Linked DNA regions of Homo sapiens: region 1 is linked to region 2. A link is a contact called in ENCODE Hi-C or POLR2A ChIA-PET data. All regions are on one chromosome and are shown on one strand. Each heading gives the region's core, a stretch centred on a gene start or an enhancer-like site at or near the end of the contact. The rest is flanking DNA. Distances are from core to core; before and after follow the strand shown.

What was found. Hi-C counts contacts between places; a loop is a spot of excess contacts on that map. ChIA-PET counts read pairs that join two places held with the same protein, here RNA polymerase II (POLR2A).
Region 1: a loop to region 2 is called in a map of PC-9, with 4 times the contacts of the local background. The contact joins the enhancer-like site here to the promoter of HMOX1 in region 2. A Hi-C loop is called at or near these places in 1 of 168 maps with a recorded cell type or tissue (PC-9). POLR2A ChIA-PET finds 5 or more read pairs at or near these places in 5 of 52 experiments (Caco-2, H1, PC-9 and 2 more).

Annotation. Positions count from the first base shown.
Region 1 is chr22:36,049,791-36,055,501 of GRCh38, reverse strand. No RefSeq gene overlaps it. Among named protein-coding and RNA genes, the nearest start is that of RBFOX2, 24 kb to the right of the region's middle. RefSeq lists an enhancer at 2,277-3,476. Within about 2 kb of position 2,746, at least 4 of the 41 ENCODE cell types and tissues checked have a DNase peak (open chromatin) inside an H3K27ac peak, as active enhancers do; they include PC-9, where a contact is called at or near this core.
Region 2 is chr22:35,379,463-35,385,315 of GRCh38, reverse strand. It overlaps HMOX1 (heme oxygenase 1), which reads right to left and starts at 4,220. Exons shown (of 5, transcript NM_002133.3): 1 at 4,120-4,220; 2 at 2,090-2,210. The coding sequence starts at 4,142. RefSeq lists silencers at 3,950-4,119, 4,420-4,499.

The sequences.
Region 1 (5,711 bases), core at 1,497-3,996, 670 kb before region 2:
GAGGACCGGAAGATGACTAGCTTAAAGAGAAAACAAGAACACTGGATTGGGTTTCCCAGCAAATAGCCACCCAGACCACCCTGCTGCAAAGTTTGAGTGGATGGTGCCTGGTGCTCAAGCTCCCAATTAACTTTGTAGCTTTTTATTGAGAAGAGAGCTAAGAAATACCTCACATTGAAGAAAAACCTTGAACATGGAAGAGAGAAACCAAAACAGACAGGACCAGACAGGATCAAAGCAACCAGGAAGAAACAGACACCATGGATCTGGTATGGTGTCTCACGCCTGTAATTCCAGCACTTTGGGAGGCTGAGGCGGGTAGATCACCTGAGGTCAGGAGTTCGAGACCAGCTTGGCCAACATGGTGAAACCTCTATCTCTACTAAACATACAAAAATTAGCCAGGCTTGGTGGTGTGTGCCTGTAATCCCAGCTACTTGGGAGGCTGCAGCAGGAGAATCGCTTGAACCCGGGAGGTGGAGGTTGCAGTGAGCTGAGATTGCACCACTGCACTCCAGTCTGGGTAACAGTGAAACTCTGTCTCAAAAAACAAAAAAGAAACAGACACCAAACACCATGCATGGAGTTAAAAAAAAAAATCATTTTGTCTTTAGAGAGATAAAAGATTATTGCATCCCACAACTGAAACAAAAACAGGGTTCCGTTTGGTAACATTCAAAGATTTAGAAAGAGCTTTAGAAATTAAAGATAGGATTGTTGACGCTTTAAAAAATCAATAAAAGGGTTGGAAGATCAAGTTGAGGAACCACTGAAGAAATTAGAGCAAGGGCCGGGTGCGGTGGCTCATACCTGTAATCCCAGCACTATGGGAGGCCGAGGCAAGAGGGTCACTTGAGCTCAGGAGTTCAAGACCAACTTGGGCAACATAAAAAAAGCCCTCTCTCTGGCCAGGCGCAGTGGCTCACACCTGTAATTCCATCACTTTGGGAGGCTGAGGCAGGCAGATCAGCAGATAGAGACCATCCTGGCTAACATGGTGAAACCGCGTCTCTACTAAAAATACAAAAAAACTAGCCAGGCATGGTGGCGGGCGCCTGTAGTCCCAGCTACTAGGGAGGCTGAGGCAGGAGAATGGCGTGAACCTGGGAGGTGGAGCTTGCAGTGAGCTGAGATCACGCCACTGCACTCCAGCCTGGGTGACAGAGCGAGACTCCGTGTCAAAAAACAAACAAACAAAAACCAAAAACAAACAAAACAGAAAAAAAAAAAGCCCTGTCTCTAAAAAAATAATAATAATTTTAAGTTAGCCAAGCATGGTGGCATGTACCTGCAGTCCTGGCTACTTGGGAAACTGAGATAGGAGGATCGCTTGAGCCCGGGAGTTCGGGGCTGCAGGGAGATGATCTCACCACTGCACTCCAGCCTGGGTGACAGAGCAAAAAAACAAAAGAAAGAAGAGAAATTAGAGCAACAAAGACAAAGAGACTGAAAATAGGAAAGAAGGCAGGTGCGGTGGCTCACACCTATAATCCCAACACCTTGGGAGGCCAAGGTGGGAGGATGACTTGAGTGGAGGAGTTCAAGACTAGCCTGGGCAACATAGTGAGATCCTGTCTCTGAAAAGAAAAGAAAATAAATGAAAATAAAAGGTGGAGGGGAGGGAAGGGCAGGGAAGGGCAGGTCAAGGAAGGGAAGGAAAGGGAAGGGAAGGGAGAAGGGAAGGGAGGAGGGAAGGGGGAAGGGAGAAGGGAAGGGAGGAGGGAAGGGGGAAGGGAGAAGGGAAGGGAGAAGGGAAAGGAGAAGGGAAGGGAGAAGGGAAGGGAGAAGGGACAGGAAGGGAAAAGGGAGAAGGGAAGGCAGAAGGGATGGGAAGGGAAAGGAAGGGAGAAGGGAAGGGAGAAAGGAAGGGAGAAGGGATGGGAAGGGAGAAGGGAGAAGGGAAGGGAGAAGGGATGGGAAGGGAGAAGGGAGAAGAGATGGGAAGGGAAGGGAGAAGGGATGGGAAGGGAGAAGCAGGGAAGGGAAGGGGGAAGGGAGAAGGGAAGGGAAGGGAAGGCAAGGGGGAAGGGAAGGGAGAAGGGAAGGGAAGGGAAGGGAAGAGAAGAGAAGAGAAGGGAAGGGAAGAGAAAGGAAGGGAATCCAGTCTGGGAGATCCAACATCAGAATAACAGGGGTTCTAGAAGAGAACAGAGAGAATGGGGAGGAAATCATTAATGATCAACTCAAGAAATTTTGCAGAATGCATATTTCTACACTGAAGAACCCTCACAAGTGCTGAGCAAGATGGATGAAAATAGACCCAAGTTAAGGTACGTTGCTGTGAAATTTCAGAATCCTGAGAGGAAAAAGGAAGATTCTATAAGCTTCCAGAGAGGGAAACACAGAATCAGAATAGCTTCAGTATTCCCATAGCAACACTGAGGGCTAGACGATGACCCAATGCTGTCAAAGGTTGGAATGAAAACGATCTGTAATCTGTAATGTAAAATTCTATTATCAGTGCAGGTATTAACCAGGTATGAATATTTGAAATGTTTAGACATAAAAATTTCCAAACATCTAAGATCTCAAAATACTTTCCCACGCAGGCTTTCTTGGCAAGCTACAGGAGGAGAAGCTCCATTGAAACAAAGAGTACAGATTAGGGAATGAGAAGATGTGGGTTCAGTAAGCCAGAGGTCTACTACATGAGAGAGTGACAGTCATACCCCAGACAGTGTGGAGGGAGGGCAACCAGTCCAACCAGTCCCCAGGAAGTCCTGTGACTCAGCAGATAGGCAGACATGTTTGGGTGTTACCACCAAGATCCTAGCTTGAGTTCAAGGAAGAAAATGCTGAGAGACGTGGAGTTTTAACTGTTGTCTAGGGCTGACTTGCCTTGACCAGGTGCTAGAAGAGTTTCTATTCTCCCTGCAGGCGTTTCAGCTTGGTGTTAGTGTTCAGCTTTGGCCCGCTCCAGAGACCTGAAGATAGACCAATGAGCGGAGAAGCGAAACAAACAAACAAACCAAAAAATGGAGCAGGCTCCTCTCCTTGAATGTTTTTCTGCCAGACTGCAGTTCACAGCTCACCCTACAGCTCTTTCAGAGGCCCCCATATCCACGGACTTCCCTGGAAGCCCCTCTTGCAGACAGCTGGAGCCAGACCGTGGATCCACACTTTCGGCCCATTTTCTCCTAGGAAACCTTACCTAGTAGTAGCAATATTGCCTTTTACTTACCATGTTTTGAGCTTGCTTCTTCGTTTTCCAAAACCAAACAAGATATGGATACACATAGATAGTAAAACTGCACAGGAGTGCAAGGGAATGTTTAACTAAAAAATCAGAATAGAGCCCTGGTTCAGTGACTCACACCTGTAATCCCAGCACTCTGGGAGGCTGAGACTGGAGGATCACTTGAGGCCAGGAGTTCAAGACCAGCCTGGGCAATATAGTGAGACCCTTTCTCTACAAAAATATAAATAAATTTTTTCTTTTTTTTTTTGAGACAGTCTTGCTCTGTCACCCAGGCTGGAGTGCAGTGGCATGATCTTGGCTCACTGCAACCTCTGCCTCACAGGTTCATGCAACTCTCCTGCCTCAGCCTCCCAAGTAGCTGGGACTACAGGCACCCACCACCACACCTGGATAATTTTTGTATTTTTTGTTTGTTTGTTTGTTTGTTTGAAACGGAGTTTCGCTCTTGTTGCCCAGGCTGGAGTGCAACGGCACGATCTCGGCTCACTGCAATCTCCGCCTCCCGGATTTACACGATTCTCGTGCCTCAGCCTCCCGAGTAGCTGGGATTATAGGCACCCACCATCATGCCCACTAATTTTTGTATGTTTAATAGAGACGAGGTTTCACAATGTTGGCCAGGCTGGTCTTCTACTCCTGACCTCAGGTGATCTGCCTGCCTTGGCCTCAAAAAGTGCTGGGACTACAGGCATGAGCCACCGCACCCCAGCCAATGAACTAATTTTTAAAATCTGAATAGAGGTTACCCTTGTAGGACTAGAAAGTGATGTTATCTTGGAGGGCCTATGGTAGAATTTTTAAGTGCTAGAAATATTTTTATTTTAATTTTTTTTTAATTTTTGTATGGAGATAGGGTCTTTGGGAGGCTGAGGCAGGAGAATCGCTTGAGCCCTGGAGGCAGAGGTTACAATGAAGGGAGACTGTGCCACTGCACTCCAGCCTGGGTGACAGAGCGAGACTCTGTCTCAAACAAAAAAAAAAAAAGAGAGAGAGAGAGAGACAGGGTTTCCTTATGTTGTCCAAGCTGTTCTTGAACTCCTGATCTCAAGCAGTCCTCCTGCCTCACCCTCCCCCAAATACTGGGATTACAGGCATGAGCCACTGCACCCCTTTTATTTCTTATTTATTTATTTTTATGCTTTAATTTATAGAGATGGGGTCTTGCTTTGTTGCCCAGGCTGGTCTTGACTTCCTGGCCTATCAATTCTTATATATTTATGATTCAATTCACAATAAAAACCTTTAAATCTAGGAAAAATTAGGGGATTTTAAGTGACAACTCAGAGATCAGATTTTTTTTTTTTTTTTTTTTTTTTTTGAGAATGAGTTTCACTCTTGTTGTCCAGGCTGGAGTGCAATGGCACTATCTTGGCTCACTGCAACCTCTGCCTCCTGGGTTCAAGCAATTCTCCTGCCTCAGCCTCCTGAGTAGCTGGGATTACAGGCACCCACCACCACGCCCAGCTAATTTTTGAATTTTTAGTAGAGACAGGGTTTCACCATGTTGGCCAGGCTGGTCTTGAATTCCTGACCTCAGGTGATCCGCCTGCCACGGCCTCCCAAAGTACTGGGATTACAGGTGTGAGCCACCATGCCCAGCCAGATATTTGATTTATAGGTTTATTTCTCCTATCACTCTGTTTAATGCTGGTAGCTACCCGTCCCCCATCACTCACACCCATCCCAGGCCCTTTCAATTCCTCTTACTCTGCTCTATTTTTTTTTTAATAGTTCTTATTAGCTTCTTCTATCCTCTAGAATAGTGGATCTCAACATTTTTGGTTCAAAAATTTTGATGTTAAATATTATTGAAGACTTCAAATAACTTGTTATAATGGGTTATATCTGTTGATATTTACCATATTTGAAATTAAAACAGAGAAAATTTCAAAAAACAGAATGACAAGCACACGTTCTTTTTTTTTTTTTTTTTTTTTTTTTTTTTGAGCCAGCATCTCACTCTGTTGCCCAGGTTGGAGTGCACTGGGGCGATCTGAGCTTACTGCAACCTCTGCCCGCTGGGTTCAAACAATTCCCCTGCCTCAGCCTCTGGAGTAGCTGGGACTACAGGCCCACGCCACCATGCCTGGCTAATTTTTGTAATTTTAGTAGAGACGGGGTTTCACCATGTTGGCCATGCTGGTCTCGAACTCCTGACCTCAGGTGATCTGCCTGCCTTGGCCTCCCAAAGTGCTGGAATTACAGGTGTGAGCCCCCGCACCTGGCCAGGCACACGTTCTATAAGCTGCTGAACATCATGTCACCTCTGGAAAGCTTCATTGTGCACTCAGGAGAGAATTAGAGTGAAAAAGGTAAATAACAATCGGCTTTTTTTCTTTTTACCTTGAGGATCCCCTGAAAGGGTCTTAGGGATCCCCAGGGACACCCAGATAACACTGAGAAACATTGTTTAGGACAATACCCAGCACATAGTGGGCACTGCTCAACACACACATACTTAGTGTCTGTTACACTGAAAGCCTTTTGCTAGGTGCTATTGGCGATACAAAAA
Region 2 (5,853 bases), core at 2,971-5,470:
TGCCAGGGACCCACCATGGCTCAGGAGAGGGGAACAGCTGAAATGAAAGTGCTTAAAGGAGATTGGCCATGTGCTTCTGGCTTTTGACCTCTGCGTAACCAACTACAGGGCACAATTCTCCTTCCTGGAGGCCTATTCTGAACCCCACCACCTCTGCATGCTGGGCTGAGGCAACAGGTCTTGAGTGTACCTTGGCTTGGGGCACTAACTCCCGTTACACATTAATACGCCCGTTTAAATTTGAAGGAGAACAAAGTTAAGACATTTAGGTTGGAGTTTCTGAGTTATTTCTGAGCCACAAACATTCAAAGCAGCTCTATTCCTTGAGGGGACAGAAAGCCAGGCAGTCTGGTACAAAAGAGCCTGGGTTTTTGAGTGTGACGGACCTGGTTCTTACCCAACTCTGCCAGTCCTTAACTGTGTGACCATGGGTGAGCCACTTGCTTTCTCTGGTCCCAGCTTCCTATCCTATCCTAGAGCAGATGATCTGAGGTCCGTGTGACTGTGCTAGCCAACTGTGCTAGTCAGTTCCCTCACCTGCCACATACTAGATGGGGCTGGTGTGAGGATTAAGTGAGAGGATCTGGGCCAGCACAGAGGGCAGCCTGGCACTTAGCGCTCACATGAGAAGGGCTGTGATAAGTGCCACGTCCACCAGCTTAATGTAAGTGAGCACTGGATTCTCTCATGGATCTTGGCGCCTCCTTAGAACCCTGTGACTTAGAGGCAAAATCCAAAGTCTAAGCTGGCTGGGGATGGGATATTCCAGCATTCACCTCCCTGCACCCACTGTCTCCAGTCACACTGCAGCAACTGGGTGTACCTCATCTTTTTAAGGGAGAGGGGAGGAGGATGAGGAAGACCCATTACAGGCCCAAGGACCCCACCCAGCCTGGAACCACAGATTAAATCTCTCCTCATTAAAGCATGTCTCGGCCGGGTGGTGGCTCACACCTCTAATCCCAGCACTTTGGGAGACCAAGACGGGTGGATCATCTGAGGTCAGGAGTTCGAGACCAGCCTGGCCAACATGGTAAAACCCTGTCTCTACTAAAAAAATACAAAAATTGGCCAGGTGTGGTGGTGGGCACCTGTAGTCCCAGCTACTTGGGAGGCTGAGGCAGGAGAATCGCTTGAACTTAGGATGCGGAGGTTTCAGGGCACCGAGATCTTGCCATTGCACTCCAGCCCGGACAACAGAGTGAGACTCTGTCTCAGATAAAATAAAATAAATAAAGCATGTCTCATGTTGGAAGTAGGGGGTGGCAGAGGGTGCAGATTGCAAAAGGGACTGGGATGAAGGTGGTGGGATATAGCTCCCTACTCCCCACCCCCACACCCTCTGTTCAACCTGAACAAGCTCTTCCCCACGCTGATGTTTTAACACCCAGTATCTTCCCGGTTCTTCATCAAGTGCTTTCCTTCTATTTGCATGAATTTCACAACAGTGCTGGGAAACAGCAAAATCAGTACCTGGCATATAGTGGGTGCTTAAGAAAACCCTGCTGTTGAAATACTCTTTTACAGATGGGGAAAACGTGGCTTAGGGAGATTAGATGAGGCACCCTCAGTCTCACTGTTAGAAAAGGGTTCTGTTAAGACTCCAACCTATATTATTCCTTATCTTCAGAGGCAAATTCGAGTTAGATCAGGAGTACAAGCTCTGAAATACAAGGAGTACAAGGCTGAAATCGGTCTTGGTTGATTTCAGCCTTTTCCACTTACTGGCTGTGTGACCTTCTGTTAGTCACTGAACCTCTCTGAGCCTTCCAGTCCTCATCTTTCTCGTCAGGGTTGAAGCACAGATTAGAAACCACGTGTACAAAATGCCCAACATGGAACCGGTGCTCAGTCAACGGCACTGCTGCCCCAGCCCCTCCACAACATTACAGAGCAGGCTGAACTTGCTGTGTGACCTTGGGTAACTCACCTTCCCTCTCTGAGCCTCAGTGTCATCATTTTTAAGATGATTCTATTGGACATGCCCATCTGGTCCCTCAGCATCCCCACTTAAACCACTGGTCTGAGCCTTGGGTCCACCCACACCTGCCACACCCTCCACCAGGGCTAGTCCCACCAAGCCACATACCTTGAAGCCGTCTCGGGTCACCTGGCCCTTCTGAAAGTTCCTCATGAACTCAGCATTCTCTGCCTGGGTGTGCACCTCCTTGGTGGCCTCCTTCAGGGCCTCTGACAAATCCTGGGGCATGCTGAGGAGGAAATGGGAAAGGTGAACACAAAGCTGGCTGGGGGTGGGGTCCTTCCCAACTGCTGAGCCTCCCACCTGTGGGCAGGCCTTCAAGAGACTCCCATCCTCATTCAGGCCACGTTCTCAATCGCTTTAAGATGCAGCCTTGTGGCTGGGCACGGTGGCTCACGCCTGTAATCCCAGCGCTTTGGGAGGCCAAGGCAGGTGGATCACCTGAGGTCAGGAGTTCGAGACCAGCCTGGCAAACATGGTGAAACCCCGTCTCTACTAAAAATACAAAAATTAGCCGGGCATGGTGGCAGGTGCCTGTAATCCCAGCAATTATGCCTGTAATTGCTTGAATCCCGGAGGCAGAGGTTGCAGTGAGCTGAGATCACACCACTGCACTCCAGACTTGGTGACAGAGAGACTCCATCTCAAAAAAAGAAAAAAAAAGAAAAAAAGGGCCAGGCATGGTGGCTCACGCCTGTAATCCTAGCACTTTGGGAGGCTGAGGCGGGCAGATCACCTGAGGCCAGGAGTTTGAGCCCAGCCTGGCCAACATGGTGAAACCCTATCTCTACTAAAAATACAAAAAAAAAAAAAAAAATAGCCGGGCATGGTAGTGGGCGCCTGTAATCCCAACTACTTGGGAGGCTGAGGCAGGAGAATCGCTTGAACCCAGGAGGCAGAGGTTGCAGTGAGCCGAGATCGCGCCACTGCACTCCAGCCTGGGCAACAGAGCAACACTCCATCTCAAAAAAAGAAAAGCAAAAAAGCAAAAAAACAAAAAAACAAAAAACAAAAAACAAATTCAGGCTGGGCATGGTGGCTCTCGCAGCTTTGTAAACACTCTTCAGTCATTAAAACACTAAATAATACAGTCCCCCAAACCAAGGGGGAAATCCTGGTACAGGTAGTTCGCAGTGGAGAGGAGGAGGAGGTACAGCATAACCCAGGAAGAAGCAGCAGCCCCATGAACCGGCATCTCCAAGTTTGTAATTGCTTTGATTGGCTTTTAGACCCAATATTTAATTCAGTTATTTTGTTAAAGTTCCAGATGCAAATCTCATGACCCCCTATCATGTTATGCTCATCATGAAGGCGTCAGGGTTAAAAAGCCTGAGAAAGTCTGCTTTAGTCAAAGAAAAAGTCTTTCTGGGAGTATTTCTGTCATGGGTCCGTATCCCTGCCTCCCCACAGAATTGTCATTTTTCCCTTTTCTCCTGCCCTGCTTCCCTGTTCTACAACACAGCTGGTCAAAGTCTCAGGAGAAATGGCACATGTCTGTAAGTCCCAGCTACTCTGGAGGCTGAGGTGGGAGGATGCTTAAGCCCAGGAGTTAAAAAAAAAAATACTAACAAATTATTGAAAGAAGGGAATGAGTGAGACCTGGAGGTGGGCAGACCAAGGTTCAAGGCCCAGTTCTGACACCAGCTAACTGAGCACTCTTGGGCATGTCGCCTCCCTGAACTGGGCTATCTGTGAGACATGGAACACCGCAGCCAGGGTGATGTCTGGCTCAGGTCCTCCGTAGCTAGTGAGGGACAGATGCCACCAAGAGAACCAAGCATGCTCCCCCAGGCTGGCAGAGCCCCAGAGATCTAGATTCAGCAGAGAGCAACTCCAAACACACCTCGAAAGTAGGATTAAAAAAAAAATTGGCTACCTCAAAGACTGGATACTCTAGGGACACTCCCATCTTGGTCACCAACCGCATACCAGGGTGCCAGGCATGTAAATTACCGTTCCTCCCTCCAACTACCCTACGGGCACAGGCAGGATCAGAACCCCGCACCTCCTGACTCCAGAGCCCAAGTTTCTGGCTCCTGGGCTCTGTCGCTGTGTGGCAGTGTCCCGGGGTGGGGCTAGGACGCAAGCAGGGTTGGGAGAGAAAGGCGCCCGTCCCGCGTCCCGCGCCCCGCGCTTGCCTGTCGGGTTGCGGACGCTCCATCCGGCCGGTGCTGGGCTCGTTCGTGCTGGCTCCGCGGGCGGCGGCTGCGCTGAGGACGCTCGAGAGGAGGCAGGCGTTGACTGCCGGAGCCGCGGCCGGTCACATTTATGCTCGGCGGGTCACGTGGGCCAGGCGGAACAGCTGATGCCCACTTTCTGGCCGGGCGTTGCAACACCCGCAGGGGCCCGCGCCCAGCCCGCCCCGGGCCAGTGTGGGGTGGAGAGGAGCAGTCATATGACCCTTGGGAAACAAAGTCTGGCCATAGGACTTTTAGAGAAAACACACACACACACACACACACACACACATACACACACACACACACACACACACACACACAAAACCTTTAAGGAAATCTGAGAAGCTGCAGGCTCTGGGTGTGATTTTGCTCCTTCCAGAGCCCCCCCTTCTGCTCCCTGTCCCCTTGGGACTTGATGCACCCCAGGCGTCCCAGAAGGTTCCAGAAAGCTGGGAGGCAGCGCTGCTCAGAGCAATAGCCTGGTGGGCAACATCAGGAACTTAGCAACCCCAGGCTCTGCTGTCTCCAGCTCCCTAAAATGTCACCTGCTGGAATCCTCTGCTGACTGCTTGCCTCCTCACACCCTCTTTAAATGTACATTTAGGATCTGTTTTTTGAGTTCCTGTCAAAAAACAGAGACTCTAGTATTTTCATGGTTCATCCCTACAACTGACCTGTGAGGGTAGATCGCTTCTATTTTACAGATGGGGAAACCGAGGCTCAGAGGGGTGCAGTGGTGTCACACATAAAGCAGGATGCCAGTGTCCAAACCCAGGGAGGAGACTAAGTCCCCGCCTGCCTCCTCCACACTCTGGCAGCACCTGGTATCCGCCTGGACTGGGACACCTGTCATACAAACTGCTTCCCTGCTGGAATGCGTGGGACACTCTTCCAGGCACATTCAGGTCTGACTTATACTCAGTGCCTGCTCAGGGCCCAGAGCAGAGCTGGCCCTTGCTGATCGCCTATTGAATCAATTCTGCATGAGGTGGACTCCTTAGAACTCGGGGGAAATAGGGTCACTGGGTGAACCCAGAGGACAAAACGAATGGACCAGATGATTCATACAGTCCTTTCCCAATACTGTGATTCTCATTCTAAGATTTTTTTTTTAAGATGGCTTTCAGGCCTGGCATGGTAGCTCACACCTGTAGTCCCAGTACTTTGGGAGGTTGAGGTGGGAAGAGCGCTTTGAGCCCAGTCGAGGTGGGAAGATTGCTTTGAGTTCGAGACTGGCCTGGGCAACATAGGGAGACCCTGTCTCTACAAAATATAAAATAAATTAGCTGGGCATGGTGGCACATGCCTGTGGTCCCAGCTACTTGGGAGGCTGAGGCTGGAGGTTCACTTGAGCCTGGGATGTAGAGGCTGGAGTGAGCTGTGACCACGCTACTGTATTCTAACCTGGGCAACAGAACAAGACGCTGTCCCTCAAAAAAAAAAAAAAACAAAAAAAAAAAAAAAAAACTTCCTGGAATTCAGCCTAGGGCCACTACAGCCCAGAGGCACTTCTGAGATTGTATTGGAAAGGATCATCCTCCCAAGGGTGAGCTAAGGGGCCTTGAAAAAAATTCCCCTTCTTCCTCTGAAGGTTCCCCGAAAACCAACCGACAAAAGTCAGGTTAAGAGGAGAAAAGACATACAAAAATGTATTGTAATGGGGTAATCACGGAAGAATGGTGACCCTGTAAC